Regions from separate parts of the Homo sapiens genome. Here regions 2, 3, 4, 5, 6 and 7 are each linked to region 1. A link is a contact called in ENCODE Hi-C or POLR2A ChIA-PET data. All regions are on one chromosome and are shown on one strand. Each heading gives the region's core, a stretch centred on a gene start or an enhancer-like site at or near the end of the contact. The rest is flanking DNA. Distances are from core to core; before and after follow the strand shown.

Region 1 (3,512 bases), core at 429-2,928:
GATGAATTATAGTGGTGAAGTCTGATATTTTAGCCACCCAAGTAGTGATGAATCCCTATTTCTTGAGATGATGTCTGCACACGGTTATATGCTTACCATTTGTTGGATGACTGAGTGAATAAGATAGTTTAAAATGGAGATTTTTTCCTATAAGTCAAAAAGTATTTTCCTAGTTCATTTATTTTATAAATTCAGATATTTTGTACAAGGCTGTCACAATCTAACTCACTTTTTTTTTTTTTTTTTTTTAGACAGAGTCTCGTTCTGTTGCCCAGCCTGGAGTGCAGTAGCGTGATCTCGGCTCACTGCAACTTCCGCCTCCCGGGTTCAAGCAATTCTCATGCCTCAGCCTGCCGAGTAGCTTGAATTACAGGCGCGTGCCACCAGGCCCGACTAATTTTTGTATTTTTAGTAGAGACGGGGGTTTCTCCATGTTGGCCAGGCTCGTCTCGAACTCCTGACCTCAGGTGATCCACCCGCCTTAGCCTCCCACAGTGCTGGGATTACAAGCGTCAGTCACCGCGCCTGGCCCTAAATCACTTTTGTTGTTGTTGTTGTTGTTATACTGTTCTTTTTCATTGCTAAGTAATATTCCACTGTGCTACATATGGAATATGCTACAATTTGTTCATACAACCACCTGCTGAGGGGCATTTGGGTGTGTGTCAGTTTTTTAGGCTGTATAACCAATTATCACAAACATAGCAGCTTAAAACAACCTAAATCACTTTTAACCAAACCCTAGAGTTTTCTCCTCCTAAGGTAGACCCAATTTCCAAAATAAACCCATATTGTACCTTTTCAGGCCAAAGAAAATATTTATATGCTTTATTTGCTGGAGGCCATTATATTCCACCGTTGAAGGACTTTTGTTAAGTACCTGTTTGACCCTTAGTGCAGGGCTTACATCCCACAGTTAGCAATAGCAAGTTATGTGCTTTTTGAGCTCTAAACACTGAGAATTTCTTGAACCGAGTTCTATTCGGCCCTGACTTGCTGTGGGGGAGAAAAGATTCCTCGGGAGAAGTGTGGGTGGCGATGGCTTAGGAGGACCTTGAAATTCCGCATTTGTCTGTGAGCTGCTGCCAGGTGCCCATTGGCCCAGCTACTCTGGGTCGCAAACCTGCAGATGCCAGATACATGAAATTTGGGGACGTTCAGCTTCCTAAAACCACAGTTAGGCAGGTCCTAGGACCCGTGATTCTTGCCACAGTTTTTCTTAGTATTTGGGCTACAAGTGAGGCATTGGCCGCCATCTTGATATCAAATGCCAGGCAAGCCGCTACTGGCGTCGCTCGGTAACCACGGAGACACCCGTGCCCCTCCCGTTTCTCATCCTTAGAGGCTGTAAACTACAATTCCCATCAGCCGATTTCCTCTGCGTAATGGCAACTTATCTAAATCTGGCTTGTGGGCAACCGCAACGCTGCCGCAGTGAACTGTGGGAGTTGCGGTTCACGGCGTAGCCTCAGTTTTTTTCCTGGGGGAAGTTCCAGAACTACAAATCCCGTGAGCCAGTGGGCTTTCGCCTGCGCACGGAGAAGCCGATTCTCCTTGGCCCCTCAGCCTGCGCCTGAGAGGTAAGAGAGGGCGGGGGGAAGGAAGAGGAGGCGGGATCCGGGCGCTGCGTTGGCTGCGGCCTGGCACCAAAGGGGCGGCCCCGGCGGAGAGCGGACCCAGTGGCCTCGGCGATTATGGACCCGGCCGAGGCGGTGCTGCAAGAGAAGGCACTCAAGTTTATGGTGAGGAGACGGTGGAGGCCGGGGAACGGTGGAGGCGCTGGCGTTGGCGGCGTCGCTGGCCTGGGCCGCCCGCCCACTGCGGGACCGGGCAGCGGGACCCTGGGCCGAGGCTGGCGGCGGAGCGGCTGGAGGGATGGGATGGGAGCTCCAGAAAGGAGGCTGGGGGTTGCGGAGCGGACCCAGGGGTGGGGGCAGCGGCTCCGCCATCTTGTGGATGAGAGGCCAAGTGACAGCGGGAGCTTAATCGAGGAGGGGGCTCCAGGCGGCGCGCGGGGCCCTGGAGGGAAAGGGGCGTGGGGACTGTTACTGAAAAGCGGAGGAAGCTCTCTGGAGAAACGCCGTGAGGCCGCTGGCGGGGCCTTCCTGGTGTCAGGGTTACCGGTAAGGCCCGGGAGAGGAGGTGCATTCACGACTGGGGAAGGGAGCGCGGGATAGAGTGAAGACAGATACGGTGGGTAGAGGGGAACGGGCAGGGCTGGATGCAGATGGATTTAAGGGTGGAGGAGGGAACGCTAGGGCTGGTGAGAGGCTTATAGTTTTGTAGAATGAGGAGGGAGGATAGCCTTTGCCTTGAGGGTGGAATCCCAGCTTGGCCAAACTACTGTTGACAAACTCTGGAAGGGAAGAGGCCTCACTAAAGAAGATAAGGACTGGGAATGAGGACCTAGGGCTATAATGACAGTCCCTGGGAGGGGAAAAGGGTGTTGACTGTAAGCTAGAATTACAAATGTCAGGGAGGGGTACATAACGCTACTTTGAAAGGAGAAGCTAAATACTGTAATAAGGACAAGGTGATGAAAAGTAAGAGCAGATTGTCAGGGAAACATGGGTACAGGAGATTGGGGCAAAATGAGTATCTAATAGGGTAAGCAAAACAAAATTTAAAGGTAAATTGTGGGACGGTAAAATGTGGAGGCCAGGTGCTTTGTATCATTTTCTGGGAAAGGAAAGGCCGTGGAGATGAGAGTTGCAAAGACCCATAAGAAGTGATGAGATCAGTTGAGAAATTTAGGAGATAAAAAGGGTGGAGGTTGGTAGAGGGAAGTAAGTCAGGGATAAGTCAGGATTTGTGGTTACCCGTCAGTTTTAGGTTGAAGCACAGTGTGAGCAAAGATTGGATTTTGTGGGTGTGCTTAAACCCCTTGGAACATATTTCTTTAACTTTGTATCACGCTTTTCTTTTTGCTGTGCTTATCTTTGGCAAACTCGTATAGTCTGATATTTGATGCTTTTAATCTGATGCTTTTTGTATTTCCTAGGTGTAAAACCAGACTTTGTGGTTACAACTAAAGAATGATGGAATGCATAGATTTTAAGCTTAACAGGTGGCCTTAGGGACATTGATATTATTTGCAGTCCAGTCTTGCTTTTTCAGAAGTTATTGTGACTTGTCACTCCAAATCTTACTCCTTTGCTTAAAAAAATAGCTATTTTGTATCTTTGCCTAAAATACCGTAACAAATCCAGATAAACATGGATACTAACAAAATTGAATTTTAGACTTTAAACTGCCCCATTTATAAGAATACTTTTTTGGAATCTAGTCAAATTCACTAAAACTTTATCTTGCATTAGTGTTTTCGAAAACACCTAATTAAAATTCAGGGGTATCATTAACAAAATTTCATTGAGCCTGAAGAAGGTTCTTGGATTTCTGCCCAACATTAAAATTCTAAATATGAAGAAGAGACCTTGAACTTTTACTGGACTTTAGAAGTAAGTGAAAGTTACTACACTTAAGTTAGAAAACTGTTACTGCTTATTTTTGTT
Region 2 (3,512 bases), core at 358-2,857, 1.8 Mb after region 1:
AAACCTTTGAACTGAAAGGAATCTTGCATAACATCTCCTTCAGAACCCCCCCCACTCCACCCCGCGCCCCTCCACCTTATTTTACAGATTTGTTGGTTACTAAATCCTAAAACCTTAATTCTGGGTCAATGAGAGTAATGCAGCTACCTATACTGTTGAAATGTAGTGGTTTACACTGCAATGGAAATGCACTTCAGAAATAAGTCTGTGTATGCTAGTATCAACCCTGCATGTGGAGTTTTTATTTTAATTACTAACCAGCTATGTTTTCTTGAACTTAACCTTTTTTGTTCTTTTTTTTTTTTCCACTCTCAGCTCACACCTATTTTTTTTCTCTTTTCGAACTTCACCCTTTCAGGCCTGGATGTCTTCATCTGGATAAATTCTAACCGTTGTTGAAAAGCCATGTGGTAAATATTTTTGAAACCTAAAGCCTTCTCTACGCAATAACACTAAGTTTTCATGGTAAATGACACAGTTTCAATATTCTCCCTTTCACATTATGGTCAGTAGTTTGCATTCGTTGCTTGAAGAGGCGAAATGAATAGTCTACAGACACTGGGAACCAAGTACAGCTCAATCCTGAAGAACTCATCGGCCCCTGGACGGGCGCGCACACACCCCCCTGTAATGGTGACTAGTCATTTCGGGGCGCTGTACTTCAGAGCACGACCCCCCTCAAACATCAAGGCCCTAAAGGTGAAAGCCCAGGAAAACGTCGATTCGGACAGCAGCCTCTACCTGCTGCTTTTAGAAGCTGTGGCCTGCCGGAGTCAAACCCCCAAAACGTTTTTCTTAAACTAAGGGTTCAGGCCTCAGATCGGCATCTCGCCCTCTCCGATTTCAGGAGCCCCGAAAAAAGGAGAAGAATAGGCCGCCACTGAACGGCTCAGCCCCCTGACCAGGAGCTGTCCGGATGTTTTTTGTGGCGGCTTGCAATTCGCTGTGACCTTTCCAGGAAGTGTTGCACACGGGCGTGTGGCAAACGAGCTGGCCGTTTCTCGCGGTCCTGCTAAAACGCTGTCAACCTGGCGCTCCACCAGAGGCCCCTTGGCTTCTCGGGAGGCGACCGAGGAGCTCTGGGGGCGGGGAGGCTTTTACAAGAAGCGAAAAGACGGCCTCAGGGGTGGCCGGGAACAGCCTGGAATCAGCTGGAGGACGTCAGCAGGACTGAGGAAAGGGCTACCACCAGCGTGAGGAAAGGGGGGAAGAGGGCGGAACGCGGCGAACGGCCGCGCTGGGAGGCTGAGGCGGGGTCCCAGCGAGCCGGCGGCTGGGAAACAATGGCGCGAGCGTGACGTGGGCCGGAGGCGTCGCGGCGGCGCGGAGGAAGGGGCTGCCGTGGGGCGGGGGCCGCACCGAGGGAGTTGGGAGGCGTGCGGCGTCCGCGAGCGCGCTGGCGGGGACTCGGCCTAAGGAGAGGGGCCTTGGGGCCATGGTCCCTGGGGGCCGGGGGCGGGGGCAGGCGGCGGCCGCTACCCTGGGGTCGCGTGTTCGGCCGCGCACCTCCCCACCTAGCTCCCCGTTCGCCCGCTCCTTCCCCGCCCGCCCACGGGGCCCGCCGCACTCACCGGCTCCAGCGCACCGCAACAATCCCAGCGCGCAACTGCCGCAGCCGCCTCAACGCGCGCCCTCCCCGCCCCCGCCGCCCGGCACCGCCCCGCGCCGCCCCTCTGCTCGCGCCCGGCCAGGGACCGGCGCGCTGTTCCGTCCCCCAGCTCCGCCGCAGAGTTCGGCGAAGCCGACGCTCCCTGACCGCGCTGCGTCTGTCTGTCCCGCGGGTCTGGAGATCTTCAAACGATGGAACACCGGCTTTGCCCTTCTGAGGGTCTCCATCCCTTGGCATTCTGCCTGCGCCCCTCAGCCTGGCCCTGGGCTAACCTCTCCACTGTGTCTCATTCAGAAGAAGCTTTTCCTTGGGAGGAGAGGGCATCCTTTTTCCCAGTCACAGAATGTTTTGGTCTAATGGACCTCAAGGCCCCTCATGCGTCCACACCCCCATGGCACCCTCGAATCCCCTTGATGGCTAAAAACACCAGCTTTGAAGTTTGTCAGAACGAGTTCCAGTCCCAGTACCACCACTTACAAACTGTAACCTCGGGCGAGGTACCTGACCTCCTATACCTGGTGCCCACATTTGTAGCACCAGGATAGGGAACAACAGTCCCCACATCAAAGGGTGTTGACGGGATGAAATCACACAATATAGGTGAGGCCCTCAGCAGGATCCTGGCACACAGTAAGCACTCAATAAATGTTCACCCCACCACCAGCAACTCAGCAGGAAGACTCCGCAAAAGCAGCTAGCTATTTCCAGAGGACTGAATTCCTTGGTCCGAGCAGCTCTCACCAGTGAGAAAATGTGTCTAAACTTCCACTCTCAGGGCCGAAATTCGATGCCTTGGAGCCACAGAGAACAAACGTCTAATCTCTCCTGGACCTTTGACTTTTCAGATACTTTACTTCTATCACCTCTGCCCAAGGTCTTCTCATTCCACATCAGTGTCTCCCGTTCCTTCCATTGTTCCTCCTCTGCCCTGGTTTTGAGGGTCTTTATCCCTCTCACGCAAATGGTAGATTTGACTGTGATTTCTTTAGAATACATCACCCAAGACTGAACCAAATGTTTGTGGTATCATCAGAGCAAAGCAGGACTATAGCTTCCTCCTTTTGGGACCTATCGCTTTGCACTCCTGCGATAAAGTTCTTGGCACCCATACTGTTGACTCATATTGGGCTTGCAGTCAACCAAAACCTCCGCGTCTTTTTAATAAGTGCTCCGCCAGAGCACTTCTACCCCTTCTTGTGCTTCTCAGCCAACTTCGCTTCAGGTCAGCTAAGGATAGACCTTGGGCCCCTCACCTTCTAAATTTCTCAGGATATATGGAAAAGAGGAATAGGGGTTGGAAGCTGGCATAACACAATCTTTAAACCAAGTGCATTTGAAAAAAGGCCAGGGTGGCGGGGCGTGGTAGCTCACACCTGTAATCCCATCACTTTGGGAAGCCAAGGCAGGTGGATCATTTGAGGTCAGGAGTTCAAGACCAGCCTGACCAACATGGCGAAACCCCATCTCTACTAAAAATACAAAAATTAGCTGGGCATGGTGGCACGCACCTGTAGTCCCAGCTACTCGGGAGGCTGAGGCAGGAGAATCGCTTGAACCCGGAAGGCGGAGGTTGCAGTGAGCCAAGATCACGCCACTGAACTCCAGCCTGGGCGACAGAGGGAGACTCCATCTCCAAAAAAAAAAAAAAAGAAGAAACGAAAAAAGGCCAGGGTTTGTGTCTAAACACTATGGTACTGAGAGAAAAACAAATATAGAGACACACACAAATGAATGTGATCACAACTGTGAAAAAAAACTGCACACGCAAAAGACTACAGGGAAATATGTAATTGATTATGTTGTTTTCTCTCAGTGATAAGATGGGGTGGTTTCTTCTTTGTACTTTTGTATTAATTTCTTACGGTGTTTGTATTACTTTTATAATCAAGAACTTTGTTTTAAA
Region 3 (3,512 bases), core at 560-3,059, 1.6 Mb after region 1:
TTATTATCAGTCTCCTTCCACTAGGAGAGCAGCAGGTAATGAGGTCCGAGAAGTAACGGGAGGTAGCAGACCTTCGAGCCTAGTAGGATGTTGTAGGTCCTTTGGCTTTCTCTAGGATGAGATGGGAAGCCAATGGAGGCGTTTCAGCCAAGGGAGCAACAGAATCTCATGGACAAGATCACTTGCTGCTGGGTTGAGAAGGGAAAGGAACAGGTATCGAAGAGGAAAGATCAGTTAGGAGGCCACTGCAATCATTCCAGAAATTACTCATACCAGAAATTAATCAGAGACGTTTGATGCATTTACAAAAGCGGTGGTAGGGGGGCGCGGGATGTGCTTGTAGAATACAAAAGAGGTAGAGAAACATTAAACATTTTGAATGTTTTAAGTTTCTTTTTTTTCTTTTTTTTTTTTTGATACGGAGTCTCCCTGTGTCACCCAGGCTGGAGTGCAGTGGCGCGATCTCGGCTCACTGCAAGCTCCGCCTCCCGGGTTCACGCCATTCTCCTGCCTCAGCCTCTCCGAGTAGCTGGGACTACAGGCGCCCGCCACCATGCCCGGTTAATTTTTTGTATTTTTAGTAGAGACGGGGTTTCACCGTGGTCTACGATCTCCTGACCTCATGCTCCGCCCGCCTCGGCCTCCCAAAGTACTGGGATTACAAGCGTGAGCCACCAACGCCCGGCCTGAATGTTTTAAGTTTCAAGGAAAAGACCAATTTGGCAGCTACTCTGCTACCTCGTCACCTCCAGGTGACGTTGGGAGTACTGGGGAGCTAGGTTTCCAGAACTTTTTGCTCTTGAGTGACCTAAGACCCTAGCAGAGTTTGGTCAGTGTGATTAAGAATGAGCCTCTGTGGGTCTGTTTAGGATGCTTGCCCCCTCCCATTTCCTTAACTTGCCTGAATTCCTGCTGGGAATACAGATTCGGGGCCCTTCCCACTCTGTAAATATGGGAAAAGGTCTAGGAAGTATATACTCCTAGCAATAATATGTAGGGGTTCTATGACTAGGAAATTTGGGGAACTGTCCCCCTGACCGCTCCATCCGTAACTTCTGCACACCTTTTGGGGTACGCCGCCGACCTGGAAAGCGTTGCAGGGCGCTCATGCTGCCCGCAGGTGGCGCCACGTGATCGCGAGCCGCAGAGAGCCCGTACCCTAGGAGTCTCGAGGCGCGAGGACTGCTGGTCCGCAGCTGTGCCGGGGCCACCGACGCCGCTTACCCCGGCGGAGCGCCGCGCAGGTGGAGTTGGGGACAGCGGCCGGTGCCCCGGCTTTTTAGGCTGTGTGCATCCCAAGCCGCCTCTAGTTGGCTTCTCGGGCTTCCGGGGCAGGAGGGCGCGCGGCTTTGTGCCTACGAATTGAGAACTGGAGAGCCAGTAACCGGTGCACCGGGAACCTGCCGCCTTGCGCCGCAGGGCTTTAGTCCAAACCTGGCCGGTCCAGGCTCCGGGATCTACTACAGGGGCCCCTGGGGAGCGCGGGCCCCAGGGACGGCTCCTTCCCATTGGCAGCAGGACGGATGCCACGCCCCTTTTTCTTCAGCTCTCATCTTTGACTGGCTCTCGAGTCCCAGATGGCCACGCCCCCTCCCCTCGCACATACACAAGAGTCACGCGCCTTTCAGTTGGAAACTTGGCGTGCAGACGGGGACGGTGGCTCTCGTCGCCCCACCCACTTACCTTGCCATTGGTCCGCGGAGCGGCACACGGTCACGCCCCCATTCCAGCCCCCTGGCTGGGAGGGCGGGCACCCGCTTGTGATTGGCTGGTCGGCCTGCCTCTCGCGGGAGCAGCCGGCGCTCCTCTCCCTCCCTCTTTCCCTCCCGCGAGCCTCGGGGTTCCTCAGCTGGCTGAGGTGGAGTCAGTGTCAGTCAGGGAGGCGAACTGCTGAGCACTGGCCGCGGACGCTCCGTTGCAGTCTCGCCCAGGGGCCGGTACCTGCGCTCGCGCCGCCGGGTTGAAAGGATGAAGCCGCAGCTGGAGCAGCCACCCTATGATTGGCTGTGGCGCTTGTGAACCCAAAGTAAAGATGGCGGGCGGGCAGGCAGCCGCCGCACTGCCCACTTGGAAGATGGCGGCGCGCCGCAGCCTCAGCGCTCGCGGCCGGGGGATCCTGCAGGCGGCTGCGGGGCGGCTGCTGCCGCTGCTCCTGCTGAGCTGCTGCTGCGGTGCGGGCGGCTGCGCAGCGGTGGGCGAGAATGAGGAGACGGTGATCATCGGGCTGCGACTGGAGGACACGAACGACGTGTCGTTCATGGAAGGGGGGGCGCTGCGGGTGAGCGAACGGACCCGGGTCAAGCTGCGGGTGTACGGGCAGAACATCAATAACGAGACGTGGTCCCGCATCGCCTTCACCGAGCACGAGCGGCGGCGCCACAGCCCGGGGGAGCGCGGGCTGGGGGGCCCCGCGCCGCCAGAGCCGGACAGCGGCCCCCAGCGATGCGGCATCCGCACCTCAGACATCATCATCTTGCCCCACATCATTCTCAACCGCCGCACCTCGGGCATCATCGAGATCGAGATCAAACCGCTACGCAAGATGGAGAAGAGCAAGTCCTATTACCTGTGCACGTCGCTCTCCACGCCCGCCCTGGGCGCCGGCGGCTCGGGGTCCACGGGTGGCGCCGTCGGGGGCAAGGGTGGCTCGGGGGTGGCCGGGCTCCCGCCGCCCCCGTGGGCCGAGACCACCTGGATTTACCACGACGGCGAGGACACCAAGATGATCGTAGGCGAAGAGAAGAAGTTCCTGCTGCCCTTCTGGCTGCAGGTGATCTTCATTTCGCTGCTGCTGTGCCTGTCGGGCATGTTCAGCGGCCTCAACCTGGGGCTCATGGCCCTGGACCCGATGGAGCTGCGCATCGTGCAGAACTGCGGCACGGAGAAGGAGAAGAATTACGCCAAGCGCATCGAGCCGGTGCGCAGGCAGGGCAACTACCTGCTGTGCTCACTGCTGCTGGGCAACGTGCTGGTCAACACCACGCTCACCATCCTGCTCGACGACATCGCCGGCTCGGGCCTCGTGGCCGTGGTAGTCTCCACCATCGGTATCGTCATCTTCGGAGAGATCGTGCCCCAGGCCATCTGCTCCCGGCATGGCCTGGCTGTGGGGGCCAACACCATCTTCCTCACCAAGTTTTTCATGATGATGACCTTCCCCGCTTCCTACCCGGTCAGCAAGCTGCTGGACTGCGTCCTGGGCCAGGAGATAGGCACCGTCTATAACCGGGAAAAACTGCTGGAGATGCTCCGGGTCACCGATCCCTACAACGACCTCGTTAAGGAGGAGCTGAACATCATCCAAGGGGCGCTGGAGCTCCGCACCAAGACGGTGGAGGACGTGATGACCCCACTCCGGGACTGCTTCATGATCACCGGCGAAGCCATCCTGGACTTCAACACCATGTCTGAGATCATGGAGAGCGGCTACACCCGCATTCCAGTGTTTGAAGGGGAGCGCTCCAATATCGTGGACCTGCTGTTTGTCAAAGACTTGGCCTTCGTGGATCCCG
Region 4 (3,512 bases), core at 757-3,256, 1.5 Mb after region 1:
CAGTAAATGAGATTCAACGGAGACATATGAATCTAGACACTTGGAAGAGGAAGTAATGTTGATATTGAATACAGGTAATTTTGAACAAAATTTTCAATACAATAACATTCTCACATCTTTTATTAACTAAAAAAGAAATGGAGCTACTTGAAATATTTTATTTTTTTTTTGAGACAGAGTCTCACTCTGTCGCCTAGGCTGGAATACAGTGGCATGATCTCGGCTCACTGCAACCTCTGCCTCCCGGGTTCAAGAAATTCTCCTGCCTCAGCCTCCAGAGTAGCTGGGACTACAGGTGCCCACCACCACGCCCGGCTAATTTTTGTATTTTTAGTAGAGACGGGGTTCCACCATGTTGGGCAGGCTGGTCTCGAACTCCTGACCTCAGGTGATCCTCCCGCCTCAACTTCCCAAAGTGCTGGGATTACAGGCGTGAGCCACGGCACCTGGCCTACTTGAAATATTTTACATATTAATTCACTTACAAGGTGGTTACCATCAGTTTGGTATTAATACAATAAAGAGGTTATCAATAAAAATTACTAGTGATGTTGAGCATTTTTCACATTTATCAGCCAGTTGATTTTTTTTTTTGAATTGCCTACTTGTGCCTTTTGCCAATTTTTCTATTAGATTGTTTTTCCTTCTTCATTTGTTTACAGGCCTATCTGCCTCATCAGCCTGGGAGTTCCACAGAGACAAGAACTGTATTTCATTTCTTTCTCTATCCCCAGCCTAGTACAGTGTCTGGTATTTAGTTCATGAAATGTTTGTTAAAATTGAATGGAATGAGGCCAGGTGCAGTGGCTCACGCCTGTAATCCCACCATTTTGGAAGGCCAAGGCTGGTGGATCATTAGATGTCAGGAATTTGAGACCAGCCTGGCCAACATGGTGAAACCCTATCTCTACTAAAAATACAAAAATTAGCCGGGCCTGGTGGCAAGCACCTGTAATCCCAGCTACTTGGGAGGCTGAGGCAGGAGAATCACTTGAACTCAGGAGGCGGATGTTGCAGTGAGCTGAGATCGAGCCACTGCACTCCAGCCTGGGCAACAAAGCGAGACTCCATCTCAAAAAAAAAATAAAATAAAATAAAATTAAATAAAATGAGACAAGTTATCGCTATGTTGCCCAGGCTGCTGATACTGAACTCCTGGCCTTGAGTGACCCTTCTGCCTCGGCCTCCCAAAGTGCTGGGACTACAGGTGTGTCACCATATGGATAGGTTGGCCTTGAACTCCTGACCTCAAGTGATCCACCTTGGCCTTTCAAAGTGTTGGGATTACAGGCGTGAGCCACCACGCCTGGCCCCTTGTCTCAATTAATCAAAAAAAGGCCTAGGCAACAGAACAAGACTCTGGGGAAAAAAAAATATATATGTATATATATATGTGTATATATATGTATATATATGTATATATGTGTATATATGTGTATATATATGTGTATATATATATATGTGTATATATATATGAATGGAATGATATTCTCATAACCCCTTGGAAACATTATTACTTCTGTTTAACAGATGAGGAATATAAGACAGAAGCTGAGTAATTTGCAGCCACACACTGCTAAATGGTAGCATTGGGACTGTAATCCGGGCCTTCTGATTCTTTTTAATTATTTGTATTAATTTTAATTTTATTTTATTTTTAAAGAGATGGAGTTTCGCTATGTTGCCCAGGGTGGTCTGGAACTCTCAGGCTCAGGTGATCCTCCTGCCTGGGTCTCCCAAAGGGCTGGGATTTCAGGCGTGCGCCGCCATGCCCTGCCGCAGGCTTTCCGATTCTGAACCATAGAGTCAATGAAACTGTCCTCCATCCCCTCCAGAGATGTTTGCCTGGACCCTGTTTTCCTCAGGATATCAATGAATAGTTCATGAGTTTAGTGAGCAAAGGTCAACCTCCATCAGGCGCATGCGTCCCTTCCTTTTCCCATGGAGGAAGAGACGCCTCTTTTCCTTCCGCTTTGCTTGTCTTTTGGCCCCGGCGACTCACCATCGTCAGTGCGCAACCGTTCGCTAACTGAAATGATGGCGACTGGAACGCCAGAGTCTCAAGCGCGGTTCGGTCAGTCCGTGAAGGGGCTTCTCACGGAGAAGGTGACCACCTGTGGTACTGACGTAATCGCGCTCACCAAGCAGGTGCTGAAAGGCTCCCGGAGCTCCGAGGTGAGCTGGAAGTGGACTCTCCCGGCCTGATAGTCCGGGGAGTCGCAGTCTTTCGTTGCTGTGGGAAGGAGGTCGCGTTGCATCTTGGGAATTGTAGGCTGTGAAGTACTTGCTATGAGTAGGTCTTCTTCGCGGAGGCGCGTGTTGCATTCTGGGGTGTGCAGTCTCTTTGGTTAGGGACAGTGTGTGAGGGTTGGGGGAAGAAGCGATGCCATGGGAACCTGTGCTTTAAAACAGCTCTTTGGGAGGCCGAGGCGGGCGGATCACCTGAGGTCGGGAGTTCGAAACTAGCCTGACAATCATGGAGAAACCCCCGTCTCTACTAAAAAATAATAATTAAAAAAATATATAGCCGAGCGTGGTGGCACATGCCTGTAATCCCAGTTACTTGGGAGGCTGAGGCAGGAGAATTGCTTGAACCTGGGAGGCGAATTATATATATAAGTATTATATATTACGTATTATATAATATATATACGTATATATTATATATAATGTGTATGTATATATTACATATATAATATACATATATATTATATATAATATATGTAATATATATTATATATATTTTCAACTAGAGGTGTTTATAGTTAACCACCTGTAAATATTCAACATATTCATCATAATAAACGTACATTTATTTAGCATTTTATATATGCTAGACACTGTTGTCTTTTATGGAGTTTAATTCATGAAGTCTTTAGAATGACTAATTGAAGGAAGTACTTTTCCTTTTTTTTTTTTTTTTTTGAGACGGAGTCTAGCTCTGTCGCCAGGCTGGAGTGTAGTGGTGTGATCTTGGCTCACTGCAACTTCCGCCTCCTGGGTTCAAGTGATTCTCCCGCCTCAGCCTCCTGAGTAGCTGGGATTACAGGCACGCACCACCACACCTGGCTATTTTTGTATTCTTAGTAGAGATGAGGTTTCACCATGTTGGCCAGGCTGGTCTCGAACTCTTGACCTCATGATCTGCCTGCATCAGCCTTCCAAAGTGCTGGGATTACAGGCGTGAGCCACCGCTCCTGGCAGCATTGCTTCTTGAGCAGTCTCCACATAGCTATTTTGTTTGATTAGCTGAGAATTTCATGTGTAAAAAACTCATTCCACAGTATTCATTTAACAAATACTTATTGGGTGTCTGCTATGTGCCAGGAACTGCTCTAGGTACACGGAATAAACAAAACTAAATCCCTCTACTTGGGAAGTTTACATTTTAGTGAAGAGACAGACGATAAACAAGTGAAACAGAAAAAAATCAGGTGGTGGTAAATCCTGTGAAGCAAAATTAATCTGGGAATAGAGAGTGATGAAAGGGTTAATCTTTGTTTGTTTGTTTG
Region 5 (3,512 bases), core at 376-2,875, 1.4 Mb after region 1:
CGCCTGGCTAATTTTTTGTATTTTTAGTAGAGATTGGGTTTCACAATGTTGGCCAGGCTCGAACTCCTGACCATGTGATCCGCCCACCTCGGCCTCCCAAAGTGCTGGGATTACAGGCAGGAGCCACCGCACCTGGCCTTTTTTTTTTTTTGAGACAGGGTCTCACTCTGTTGCCCAGGCTGGAGTACAGTGGCACAATCAAGGCTCATTGCAGCTTCAATCTCCCTAGCTCTGGTGATTGTCCCACCTCAGCCTCCCAAGTAGCTGGGACTACAAGTGTGCACCACCATGCTTGGCTAATTTGGCTAATTTAGTTTTTTTATTTTTGTAGAGACAGGGTTCTCTCCATGTTGCCCAGGCTGGTTTCAAACTCCTGAGCTCAAGGGATCTACCTGCCTCAGCCTCCCAAAGGGCTAGGATTATAAGCATGAGCCACCACACCTGGCTATTTTACCAACATTGATCAAGCTCTGGTTGAGCCTTGTACAGGATATTATAGGCTTTAAAAGAAGAAGAAGAAAGACCTGGTATGCTGTACAAAAAACTGCAAACCAGGCACGCAGATATAAGTGTTACAAGAATCCAGAAGAAGCAGCAAGGAGATGGGGCTAGGAGTTTGTAAGCAGGGAACTGTATCTGTAATATGTAAATGAAGTTACTGGGCATCTCTTCAATGGTCAGTGTGAGTGGAATGTGTGGGAAAATGTAGTGGTGAGAGGTGAGATAAAGAGAAGTAGACAGGGACGAAGTCACAGAGAGGACCGTGTTGGGAAGTTTGGACTCTCTATTCTGTAGGTAGATGAAGTATTTAAAAGAAGAGGCCATGATATAGTAATATTTGGTTTAATGTGGTATGGTTGTAGTGTGTGGCGGAAATTTGAGAGGAAGAATTGTCAACTTGCAGGGCAGCAGGGAAGCCATTTGTATTTAGCTAGAAGAACATGGATTGAAGCAATGGATGATGGATTTCAGAGCAATTTGTGAAGTAGAACCAGAATTTTGTCCGTCGAACTTGGGGTGACGAAGCACTATGCCTCAGATAAAGGTACTATCTTCTAGGGAATTCAAACGGACCTAAGCTGCTATTTGGGCAGTTGAGACCAAGAGAGGCATCCTGGTAATAGTGCTGTGCTTCAAGACAAAAGACATTAAAATATTTTTACATTGCAATTGTTTTCCTCTTCAGGAGCGCCTGGTTACCTTTCAGGAATAATTTATTTTCCAACACCCTTGAGAAACATTAAACCTTTTTTCTTTTTTTGATGTGGAAAACTGGAAAACTAGTACTTCCGCCACACTCAAGATGGCTACATCAGAAATAGACTTTTCCATCCACCTGGGTGGCCCCGCCCCCTTATGAAGCTGCTTCCGCCACTCTCTGCGGGTTGGGACGAATTTTACACTTCTTCGCAGCATTCAAGATGGTCCGGCTTCCTCCTACTTTTTATTGGCTGCATCGCTTCGTCTTCAGGGGAAGGCGGGACTTATATTTGATCGACAGCTACATTGATCAATGGACAAAGGGCAAAGGCCAATGAAGCGCTGGAACTGGAGAGTCTCTCGCGTGTCTGGGAGGGTGTTTTGCGCGGGGCGGGGTGGAGCAGAGCCGGAAGCGGGAGGGGAGCGTCAAACAGGAAAAGAAGGGAAGAAGGAAGAAGAGGGTAGAGGAGGAGAGGGAGGAGGAGGAGGGAGGTGGCGGCGCCGTGGCGGAGGAGCAGGAGCAGGAGGGGGATGGAGAGGAGAAGGCTCCTGGGTGGCATGGCGCTCCTGCTCCTCCAGGCGCTGCCCAGCCCCTTGTCAGCCAGGGCTGAACCCCCGCAGGTAAGGGGGAGGGGGCGTCTGGGCCATGTTGGGTCCTGGGGGTCGTCGAGGCCTGGCTGGAGGGGTCTGAAGGAGTGTTGTTGCCAAGAGTTGAGGGGTCCCGAGAGGGGCGTCTATGCCTGGCGTGGACAGGATCTAAAGGGGCGTCGGTATTTAGCTGAGGGACACCTGTGACAGTTTTGGTGTCAAGGAGGTGGCAGAGGCATGATGCCAAGCGAGTGAGGGGCGTTTGAGACGGCAGGTTGGTTAGGTGGGCTGGGGTGACTGTGGCTGGATAGCGGTGCCAAGCTGAGGATGTGGGCCTTATTCGTGTCCCTCTGTGGAGCAGGTGTCCCAGGCAGTAATGCAGTATGTACGTCTGTGTGTGTAGGGGTACACAGGCTATTGAGTTGGCCTGTGAGGGAGGGGATCCTGAGGATATTTCTTTAAGGATGGACTGGGGAAAGTTCCGAGGGCATCTTAGTACGTTTAAAAAAAATTACTATGTTCCTGGGAGAGACTTGGCCCCATTTTAAAATCTGTAAGCCATGGCGCACTTGGTTGGAGGGAGGACTCTCAGAAGGCAGGTGGGATGAAACAGAGTGGAACCCCTCAGGAGGAGGAGCACACTTGAGCTGTAACAAGCTCTTGCTGTTAGGCTGGCTGGCCTGGGAGAGCAAGTCACGGATGCTGATCTGAGCCAGCTCAGGGCTTTTGACCAGAGGGTGGTTCTGATGCCAATATGGGCAGCAAATGGAGCACCCTAGCTTTTCTTGCTGGGTGGCTTGCTCTTTATCCAGGCAGAGAAGCTTGCTTGTGCTGATTCCAGCTCCAGCTGGCATTTCAAAACCCTAATGGGAGCGTTACTCCTGGTGCCAAGTTGGGTGGGGTGCAGTGGGGGCAATCACCCCTCCTTCCTTGCATGTGGCAAAGCTTTATGATTCTTTTTTCTTCACTTTCTGTTCTTTTCCCCGTTTTTTCAGAAAGGCATACACACATAGACGCATAGCGTAGTGGCAAAGTTTATACAACTTAGCGCTTGAACTTGTGTTGTGAACAAGAGCAGAAACTGAGTGCCAGCAAAAATACTTATCTTTTCCCTAGGAGTTTTAGGGCTGCCTTTTCACAAATACATCTTGTTTTGCCCATTATCCTCTATTTTAAAATACTGATTAAAAAATAAGTTGAAATTCACATGACAAAAACCATTTTAAAGTGAACAATTCAGTGGCATTTAGTACACTTACAATGTTGTGCAACTACCACCTCTATCTAGTTCCAAAACATTTTCATCACCCCAATAGAAAACCTCGTCCCTACTAAGCAGTTACTCTCTGTCTCCCTTTTCCCCCAGCCCCTGGCAACCACCCGTCTGCTTTCAGTCTCTATGGATTTATCTATTCTGGATATTTTATATAAACGGGATCCTACAATATGTGGTCTTTGTGCCTGGCTCCTTTCACTTAGCGTAATGTTTATAAGGCCCATCCACATCGTAGCATGTACTAGTACTTCATTCCTGTTCATGACCAAGTAACATTCTGTTATCTGTAAACCACAATTTATTTATGCATTGAAGTGTCTAATTTTTCCTCAGGATATGTTTGTGTATACTAGAAATACCATGTGAAAGGAATGTAGCTCATTTTCTAGCCCAGTGTATTCCCTTTTCGAGGGTTGGGACCCTTCTGTTTTAGCCTTTGTTGGGGTTG
Region 6 (3,512 bases), core at 343-2,842, 1.4 Mb after region 1:
TTTGTTGAGAAAAACTTTAACTTTAAAAGGACAGCTCACGTATAAATGATTAAGAAAAAGAAACAGTTGTAAAAATCTGTTTAGCCTGAGGTTAAAAAAAAACTGCAAGTGTAGCAAGTGTGAAATGTGATTGGCAACTTCAGATCAAATAACCCTACTTCTTTAACAATCTGACAATGTAAAATCAATTGAGTTTTTTTTTTCCTTTCTAAATCTACTCACTGGATAATCTGACCAAACATACATCTATTTTTTTTTTTCCTGGGCATCTAGTTTTTTTGTTTTTTTTTTTACTTCTTAAATCAACAGAAATGGCTCAACATTTCTAAAAGTCAAGAAAGGAACTAGGAAGAGAGTTGGAGCAGTGACTATAAGTTTGATGACAGGCTCTTTGCAGCCAACTAACCTGCTTTAAGTGTTCAAAATCAATTTTTCTTTGATAGCTCTAAAATTACTCAATTCCATTTTAACTCCCTCCAACTAACTGTACAGACATTAACAAGAAACAGAGTGTCAACGGTCAGATCTGTCACAACCATAATTTAGAATTTGGGAAAGCTTTAATTGGGACTGACAGAGAAAAGCCTTGCCCCGGATTGAAGTTCGATCTCCATTTTTAACTTCTCGTTCTTTTCAGTTTGGAGAACTCAAGCTAGGATTAAGATCTTTTGGTCCTGGTATGGTCACACGCAAGAGGAGACTGCAAAAGGTTTCGAAGGAAATTCTAGAGACGGAGCAGCTAATATGTCTTCATCAACATGGATTATGTATTGAATGAAAAATCGGTCATCACCAACAATCAGATCCTGCAAAACTCTCAGCAAATAACTAAATAATTCGGGACTGAGGAAGCGCACCCGCCACGCAGACACCAAGACGGCGTAAAATCCACCAGGCATCCCTTCCAAGCGGCACCCCTTTGTGTCGTGGGACTTACTTCCCTACCCCCCAGGGGCCCGCACAGCGCGAGAAGGAGGAGAGCTAGGCTACCATCTCCCCTGCTACCGCCAGGGCGACCTCAGAGCCAATGGGGCCGGCCTTCTCTCCGCTTCTGGCCGGGCTCCAGACGAACCCCACTTTACTGCAAAGCCGCGAGACCGATTGCCCGGGAAGTCTAAGCCTGCTAGCGAAAGCTGCTCTCCGCAGTTCCTGGGATCCGCCCTCACCCCTGTCCCCAGAGTAATGATGGAGCCCGGGCTCCGCACCCGGCCAGCCGCGCACTCTGCCAGCCCCTTCCCCAAGCCTCGGACCCGCTGCAAGCCCCGCCTTCCTCTCCAGGCCCAGGCCTCCCTCCAGGGCCCACCCTCGGGTCTCCCCGCCGACCCCCGAAATCAGTCCACAACCCAGATAGCAGGCTGAGCGACGTCCCATTCCCTCCTTGGCTTTAAGCGCAGTGCTCCGCCCTGGGCCTGGGGACGGGAGGGGGATAACCGGCCGGCTCCAAGGGGGCCCAGGCCCCCACACTCACCATCCTCCCGCCGAGTCCCTCCTCCTCCTCCTCCTCCTGCTGCCTCCCCCGTTACCAGGGGCAACTGCTGCGGCGCCGCCCCCGACGTCCCTCGCACGCACAGCTGAGGAGCTGAGCAGCAATACGGGGCGGGGTGCAGCTCCGCTTTCCCCAGAGTGCGCAAGTGCGCTAAGGCGCCCGCCCACGCAGTGGGCGGGCTACGGGAGCTGCAGAGGCCGCCGCCGGCTCGCCTGGACCAGGGAGTGGAGAAAGCCTGCCCACGTGGCTGGCGGGAGCCTCCCGGCCTGGGATTGGTCGAAAAGGAGGGGCGTGGGGCGGGCGTGGGGGCAGTTCCCCAGCCCAGGTCCTCCTCTCACCCGGGCCAGTTTTCAAGGCGGGCTGTAACTGGTGGCATTTGTCCCGGGACCAGGTAAGGGGCCTTGGGACAATGGCGCTCGCCCTGTCTACCTCCAATCCCCACATCTCGGGTGGGTGCTGAGATTGCTGTCCTGACTGCCCAGGCGGGGCTGCAGCGCGGGCTGGACTTCCACCTGCAGAAGCCACGTGGCGCGAAGTGCGCCCTGGGGCTGCAGATGGGCCCCTCTGCTCTGACCCCCATTGCCTAGGAGTGCCAGGCCGAGCGGCTGGGGCGTTACGAGCTGTCCGGGATGGGGGAGTACCGATGGGGGGAGGCCGTCTGTCGGAGGGCAAGAAGCAGCCTGGGGGCTGGCCCTGAGCCCTGAGGTGAGCTGAAAGCACAGGTGAAAGGCGTTTTGGGGATCGGCCCGGTTTTTGTTTTGACACAGGGTGTCGCTCTGTCGCCCGGGCCGGAGTGCGGTGGCGCGATCTCGGCTCACTGCAGCCTTTGCCTCACAGGCTTAAGCGATTCTCCCGCCTCAGACTCTCGAGTAGCTGGGATTGCAGGCGGGCGCCACCACGCCTGGATAATTTTTTGTATTTTGTTTTTGTAGAGACGGAGTTTCGCCATGTTGCCCAGGCTGGGCTCGAACTCCTGGGGTCAAGCCATCCGCCCGCCTAGGCCTCCCAAAGTGCTGAGACTACAGGTGTTCCAAAGTGGTGAGCCACTGTGCCCAGCCTCTGGCCGGTTTTGCTAAGCTGCTTTGGACAGGACCGCGTACCATCTGTAGTCCTGGAGGAGGCAAAAATGAGCCTGCATTTTTAGCCAAGGAAGAGCAAGTGGGACACTGGGGTGGGTTGGGAAGTGCTACCTCCCATCCCTTTCCCGATGCAGAGGACTATAAGAAGAGTTTACACAAACGTGCTAGGCCCTGTTCTAGACGCTGGAGACACAGCAGTGGACAAAATCAGCCCGTATGGAAATTACATCCTTCCTAATGAAATACATTTCATACCAAATTTCATTTTCACAACCCCTAGAAATTGGTAATTGCGGCCAGGCGCAGTGGCTCATGCCTATAATCCCAGCACTTTGAGAGGTGGAAGGGGAGGAAGGCTTGAGCCCAGGAGTTGGAGACCAGCCCGGGCAACACAGTAGGACCCTGCCTCTACAAAAAAAAATTTTTTTTAATTAGCCAGGTTCCGTGGCGCACTTGTAGTCCTAGCTACTCGGGAGGTTGAGGCTGGAGGATTGCTTGAGCCCAGGAGCTATTATCACATCACTGTACTCCAGCCTGGGTGAAAGAGCAAGACCCTGCCTCAAAAAAAAAAAAAAAAATGAAAACAAAAATCAACATCTGCTGCTTGCATACCTGCTTCAGATCCTTGGAGAGAAAAAGCAGTTCAGAGCCTTGACTAAGGAGGTGATGAATGGAGGTGATACAGGAGCACAAACCCCTATAATCTACTCATCTCCAGACTGTTGGCCCTTTTGTGAAAAAGGCAAGGGAGGTTGCTCTTTCTAAGTTGTCTGGTGCCTAACAGCCCACTTGCCTTGGAGTCAGACGAGTACCCATAAGCCTATACCTGGGCCTGCTCTTGTAATTATTACCCTCATTTTCCAGCTTGCTCTAGGCAGCCTTGACCTTAATCCTTGCCTGTCTCAGTGGTCTTTGTGTCTGACCTTCTGGGGTCTTTGGCTACCTTG
Region 7 (3,512 bases), core at 737-3,236, 1.3 Mb after region 1:
CGGGAGCTCGGCTCGCTGCAGCCCCTGGCCCTCCCGTTTCCCCACCCTGCCTGCCCCGCTCTGCTCCGAACCCATTGTATACGGCCGGCTGCGGACTCCCAGGCCGGGCCGTGGCGGGGGCCCCGGGACCCCCGAGTGCCCCTCCGGCTGGTCCCGCGGGCCGCGGCATCTCCGCCGCCGCCTTCCTCGCGGCGGCGGCGAGGGCGCCCTTTCCTCCCCGCGCGGGTGACGGGGACGCACCCCCACCCCGGGGCGCCCCTTCGCGGGGGGAGAGCCGGGCCCGAGCAAGTCGAGGCAGGAAAGGGCCGCCACGGACTGCCCGGCCCGCCGATCGTTTTTATTATCGAGATTATTATTAAAAGGGGGCGGGGACCCCAGGACGCGGGGGAGGGGCTGGATACGCAGGTATTTTTATTAAACAGATTATTCCTGAAATAATAATACGCGCAAGATGGCTGAAGGTGGCTGTGATGAGAGTGTTGGGGTTGGGATTTTTTTCTTCCTGTTTTTTCTTTTTTGATCTGAGGATAAAGCTCTGAGGCGACAGCGGCTGCGGAGACCCTGCCCGAAGCGCCCTCCCCTCCCTTGAGAAGCCGCGGGCAGACAGACGGACCTCGGACCGAGCAACGGGTGCGGGCCCGCCCCGGACGCGTCGCCTGGGCAGCAGCCGGGGACCGCGGGCTCTCGCCTTTCTGCCGACTTCTTCCAATTCTCATCTTCTTTTATTTTTTGGACAGGACCGGGGTGGGTGGAGCAGAGGTGGAGAGAAATCGGGACTTGGCATTTTCTCCCTCTCTCTCTCCTAATTTGTTGGAGGCCGCCAGCCCTCCCCTTGGAAAAAAAAAAATCCCACCAAAAAAAAAAAAAAAAGAATCAGGAGCGAGAGGACGCCGCGGGGCCCTCAGCGAGCGCGCCCAGACCCCGGCCGCCGCCGCGGAGCCCAAGATGGCTGGGCGCTGAGGGTGGCGGCTCGGCCTGGCCCCGCCGCCGCAGGCTGGCTCCGACCGCAGCCCCGAGCCTTCCAGGCCCCAGCAGAGGCCGAGAAGAAAAGAAAGTGGGGAGGAGGGGGCCGGGGGGGCGAAGGGGGAGGGCCGGGGGAGGGGAGGGGAGGGCCGGGAGCCGAGCCTCCTGTTCATTAGCAGTTGAGAAAAATTCCTTTCTAGTTTGATCAATCCTTGTTTTCCTCGGCAGAGCCCGGGCGCCCGCCCAGCGCGGAGACGGGCGCGCGGGGTCTCTCCGCGGCGGGGGCGCCGGGCCTCGGGGGAGCGCAGAAGTAGCCGCCCGGGGGTCAGGCCGGAGCGCCGCCGGGGCTTCTCCCTCCCTCCCTCGCCGGTTGCCTTTTTTTCCACTTCTCTCCCTCCCCCTTCCGTTTCTATTTGTGAAGGGAGGAGGAAGGCAGAGGCGGGCTGGTGTCTCTGGCCGGGGACTGGAATTTCATCTGAATGACTGCCCCTGCGCGCACGCAGCGCCCCGGAGTCGGCCCGCCCGCGCCCCGCAGCCCGCGCCCGGCCAGCCAGCCGGGGGACGCCTGCACCGTGGCCCGGGGACCGCCGGCCTGCCCCTCCCGCCCCGTCCGGATCTAGCAGCCCTCGGCGCGGCCGCCCTCGCCTCCTGGCCCCGCAGACCCCGGGCTCCGGCCCCTGCGAGGGAGGTGCGGCGCCGACGAGCCAGGCAGGAGCCGCCGCTGCCGCCGCCGCCGGAAGAAGTGTGCTGCTCCCAAGCTCCGTCTGCCGCGGGGCGCGCCCCAATGTCAGCCGCGGGGACGAGCGCAGGCCGCGGGCCGCCACTGCCCTAGCCGCGCCGACGGGGAGGCGGCCTCTTATATGGAATTTGGACCCCGGCGCTCCCCTCCAAGGCTGGAGTCCCGGCCGCGGCCCTGGCGCAGTCCGCCGCCTCCCGCTAGGCGCTCGGGAGGAGGAGGAGACGCAGCCCGCTGCGCGCGCGGCGTGAGGACCGCGGCTCCCTCCTCCGGGGGGCGGGCACGCGGAAGGCGCTGCTGACTGAGCGACCGTCGGGGCCGGCTGGGGCCGGAGCTCGGGGCTCGGTGGGCCTACAGCGGCTCCGGACGGACCCCCGGGGCTGGGGAGTCGGGGAGGCCTGCCCCGGCCCCCTGCCCGCGGCCGCCATGGCGGAGAATTGGAAGAACTGCTTCGAGGAGGAGCTCATCTGCCCTATCTGCCTGCACGTTTTCGTGGAGCCAGTGCAGCTGCCGTGCAAACACAACTTCTGCCGGGGCTGCATCGGCGAGGCGTGGGCCAAGGACAGCGGCCTCGTACGCTGCCCAGAGTGCAACCAGGCCTACAACCAGAAGCCGGGCCTGGAGAAGAACCTGAAGCTCACCAACATCGTGGAGAAGTTCAATGCCCTGCACGTGGAGAAGCCGCCGGCGGCGCTGCACTGCGTGTTCTGCCGCCGCGGCCCCCCGCTGCCCGCGCAGAAGGTCTGCCTGCGCTGCGAGGCGCCCTGCTGCCAGTCCCACGTGCAGACGCACCTGCAGCAGCCCTCCACCGCCCGCGGGCACCTCCTGGTGGAGGCGGACGACGTGCGGGCCTGGAGCTGCCCGCAGCACAACGCCTACCGCCTCTACCACTGCGAGGCCGAGCAGGTGGCCGTGTGCCAGTACTGCTGCTACTACAGCGGCGCGCATCAGGGACACTCGGTGTGCGACGTGGAGATCCGAAGGAATGAAATCCGGGCAAGTACCCTACGCGCGCGCGCGCACACACACACACACAGACACACAGTCCCTTCCTCTCTCCCGCCCCGGGACCACCCATCCCGACAGGCTGACTCTTGTGACATCAGGCCAGTGGCCCCTGGCCAAACTCTTCTCTGAAAGTTTGGGGACAGGGTCCTGGGAAGAAGGGCCCCGGGTCGCTACTTGGTACATTCTCGCACCTGTGCGCACAGGGTCCGTCTTCTGAGTGCTTTATGGGATTGGGGTGTGGGACCGTCAGGGGTAGAGTCTGGGTGTTGCTTTTCTGTGGTGCGCAGCTCCCTCCCCCAGTCTTGTTGCTGTAGGCCCTACGGGAAGTCACCGAGGCAGTGACCCCGGTCCTGCCTCTCCAGCTGCTGTTTATGTAATGAGTGTCCCGGTGCCGCTGCTGTGGCTGACATGATCCATGATGCTGGCATACCAATGAGGAAGTAAACAAAAGCAGCCATGTTAGTTTTCAGCGCTATTGGAAACACACTGGGGGGGGAGTGGGGGGAGTTTCCAGAGGGAGAGCAGAACTCCGGCCGTCTCTCTGGACAGGGCCTGGGCAGCCAGCGAGGCCCCGACAGCGGCTCCGCTATTTGGATTCCTCCCGAGAGCCGGCTCTCCCTGTGTGAGAATCGCTGCCCTGTGTGCCTGTGTGTCGCACGGGCCGCATGAACAAGCCTTCAAGTATCTGTCTTCATCATCCTGGCCCTTTCGCCTAGCACAGCCCTCTCGCCGCCCTCCCACATTTGGGGAGGGGAAGTGGAAGACGGAAAAAGAATCCTGTGGGTTTAAGGTTGAGCCGCCTTGA

What was found. Hi-C counts contacts between places; a loop is a spot of excess contacts on that map. ChIA-PET counts read pairs that join two places held with the same protein, here RNA polymerase II (POLR2A). Pooled maps may share reads with other maps.
Region 2: a loop to region 1 is called in a map of CD4-positive, alpha-beta T cell, with 5 times the contacts of the local background. The contact joins the promoter of NT5C2 here to the promoter of BTRC in region 1. A Hi-C loop is called at or near these places in 1 of 168 maps with a recorded cell type or tissue (CD4-positive, alpha-beta T cell) and 6 of 50 pooled maps. POLR2A ChIA-PET finds 5 or more read pairs at or near these places in 1 of 52 experiments (T-cell).
Region 3: a map of CD4-positive, alpha-beta memory T cell shows a loop between it and region 1 (11-fold over the local background). The contact joins the promoter of CNNM2 here to the promoter of BTRC in region 1. A Hi-C loop is called at or near these places in 1 of 168 maps with a recorded cell type or tissue (CD4-positive, alpha-beta memory T cell), 2 of 37 single-sample maps with no recorded cell type and 6 of 50 pooled maps.
Region 4: a loop to region 1 is called in a map of CD8-positive, alpha-beta T cell, with 10 times the contacts of the local background. The contact joins the promoter of BORCS7 here to the promoter of BTRC in region 1. A Hi-C loop is called at or near these places in 2 of 168 maps with a recorded cell type or tissue (CD4-positive, alpha-beta T cell and CD8-positive, alpha-beta T cell) and 10 of 50 pooled maps.
Region 5: a map of CD8-positive, alpha-beta T cell shows a loop between it and region 1 (5-fold over the local background). The contact joins the promoter of WBP1L here to the promoter of BTRC in region 1. A Hi-C loop is called at or near these places in 2 of 168 maps with a recorded cell type or tissue (CD8-positive, alpha-beta T cell and naive thymus-derived CD4-positive, alpha-beta T cell) and 8 of 50 pooled maps.
Region 6: a map of CD4-positive, alpha-beta T cell shows a loop between it and region 1 (5-fold over the local background). The contact joins the promoter of ARL3 here to the promoter of BTRC in region 1. A Hi-C loop is called at or near these places in 1 of 168 maps with a recorded cell type or tissue (CD4-positive, alpha-beta T cell) and 7 of 50 pooled maps. POLR2A ChIA-PET finds 5 or more read pairs at or near these places in 1 of 52 experiments (GM12878).
Region 7: a loop to region 1 is called in a map of CD8-positive, alpha-beta T cell, with 5 times the contacts of the local background. The contact joins the promoter of TRIM8 here to the promoter of BTRC in region 1. A Hi-C loop is called at or near these places in 1 of 168 maps with a recorded cell type or tissue (CD8-positive, alpha-beta T cell), 1 of 37 single-sample maps with no recorded cell type and 9 of 50 pooled maps. POLR2A ChIA-PET finds 5 or more read pairs at or near these places in 1 of 52 experiments (RWPE1).

The regions. Positions count from the first base shown.
Region 1 is chr10:101,352,487-101,355,998 of GRCh38, forward strand. BTRC (beta-transducin repeat containing E3 ubiquitin protein ligase) reads left to right here and starts at 1,679. Exons shown (of 15, transcript NM_033637.4): 1 at 1,679-1,742. The coding sequence starts at 1,695. RefSeq lists a silencer at 1,723-1,902.
Region 2 is chr10:103,191,665-103,195,176 of GRCh38, forward strand. It overlaps NT5C2 (5'-nucleotidase, cytosolic II), which reads right to left and starts at 1,608. Exons shown (of 19, transcript NM_001351169.2): 1 at 1,572-1,608. RefSeq lists enhancers at 349-1,037, 1,038-1,724 and a silencer at 1,423-1,702.
Region 3 is chr10:102,916,485-102,919,996 of GRCh38, forward strand. CNNM2 (cyclin and CBS domain divalent metal cation transport mediator 2) reads left to right here and starts at 1,810. Exons shown (of 8, transcript NM_017649.5): 1 at 1,810-3,512. The coding sequence starts at 1,997. It overlaps LOC107984265 (a long non-coding RNA gene), which reads right to left and starts at 1,851. Exons shown (of 3, transcript NR_160733.1): 1 at 1,684-1,851. RefSeq lists enhancers at 763-1,449, 1,450-2,136 and silencers at 1,606-1,785, 2,396-2,485.
Region 4 is chr10:102,852,253-102,855,764 of GRCh38, forward strand. BORCS7 (BLOC-1 related complex subunit 7) reads left to right here and starts at 2,007. Exons shown (of 5, transcript NM_001136200.2): 1 at 2,007-2,175. The coding sequence starts at 2,035. It overlaps BORCS7-ASMT (BORCS7-ASMT readthrough (NMD candidate)), which reads left to right and starts at 1,958. Exons shown (of 15, transcript NR_037644.1): 1 at 1,958-2,175. RefSeq lists enhancers at 1,527-2,040, 2,023-2,082, 2,041-2,553, 2,153-2,342, 3,350-3,512.
Region 5 is chr10:102,742,323-102,745,834 of GRCh38, forward strand. It overlaps WBP1L (WW domain binding protein 1 like), which reads left to right and starts at 1,626. Exons shown (of 4, transcript NM_001083913.2): 1 at 1,626-1,821. The coding sequence starts at 1,732. SFXN2 (sideroflexin 2) reads left to right here. Exons shown (of 12, transcript NM_178858.6): 12 at 1-1,170. RefSeq lists enhancers at 1,273-1,322, 2,263-2,492 and a silencer at 1,603-1,762.
Region 6 is chr10:102,712,805-102,716,316 of GRCh38, forward strand. ARL3 (ARF like GTPase 3) reads right to left here and starts at 1,593. Exons shown (of 6, transcript NM_004311.4): 1 at 1,469-1,593. The coding sequence starts at 1,471. It overlaps SFXN2 (sideroflexin 2), which reads left to right and starts at 1,832. Exons shown (of 12, transcript NM_178858.6): 1 at 1,832-1,877. RefSeq lists silencers at 1,253-1,352, 1,393-1,442, 1,510-1,904, 1,723-1,872 and enhancers at 1,658-2,234, 2,235-2,810.
Region 7 is chr10:102,642,493-102,646,004 of GRCh38, forward strand. TRIM8 (tripartite motif containing 8) reads left to right here and starts at 1,987. Exons shown (of 6, transcript NM_030912.3): 1 at 1,987-2,695. The coding sequence starts at 2,126. It overlaps TRIM8-DT (TRIM8 divergent transcript), which reads right to left and starts at 697. Exons shown (of 1, transcript NR_186489.1): 1 at 300-697. RefSeq lists silencers at 1-316, 647-706, 977-1,076, 1,157-2,136, 3,422-3,512 and enhancers at 625-1,379, 1,380-2,135, 2,237-2,366, 3,147-3,246.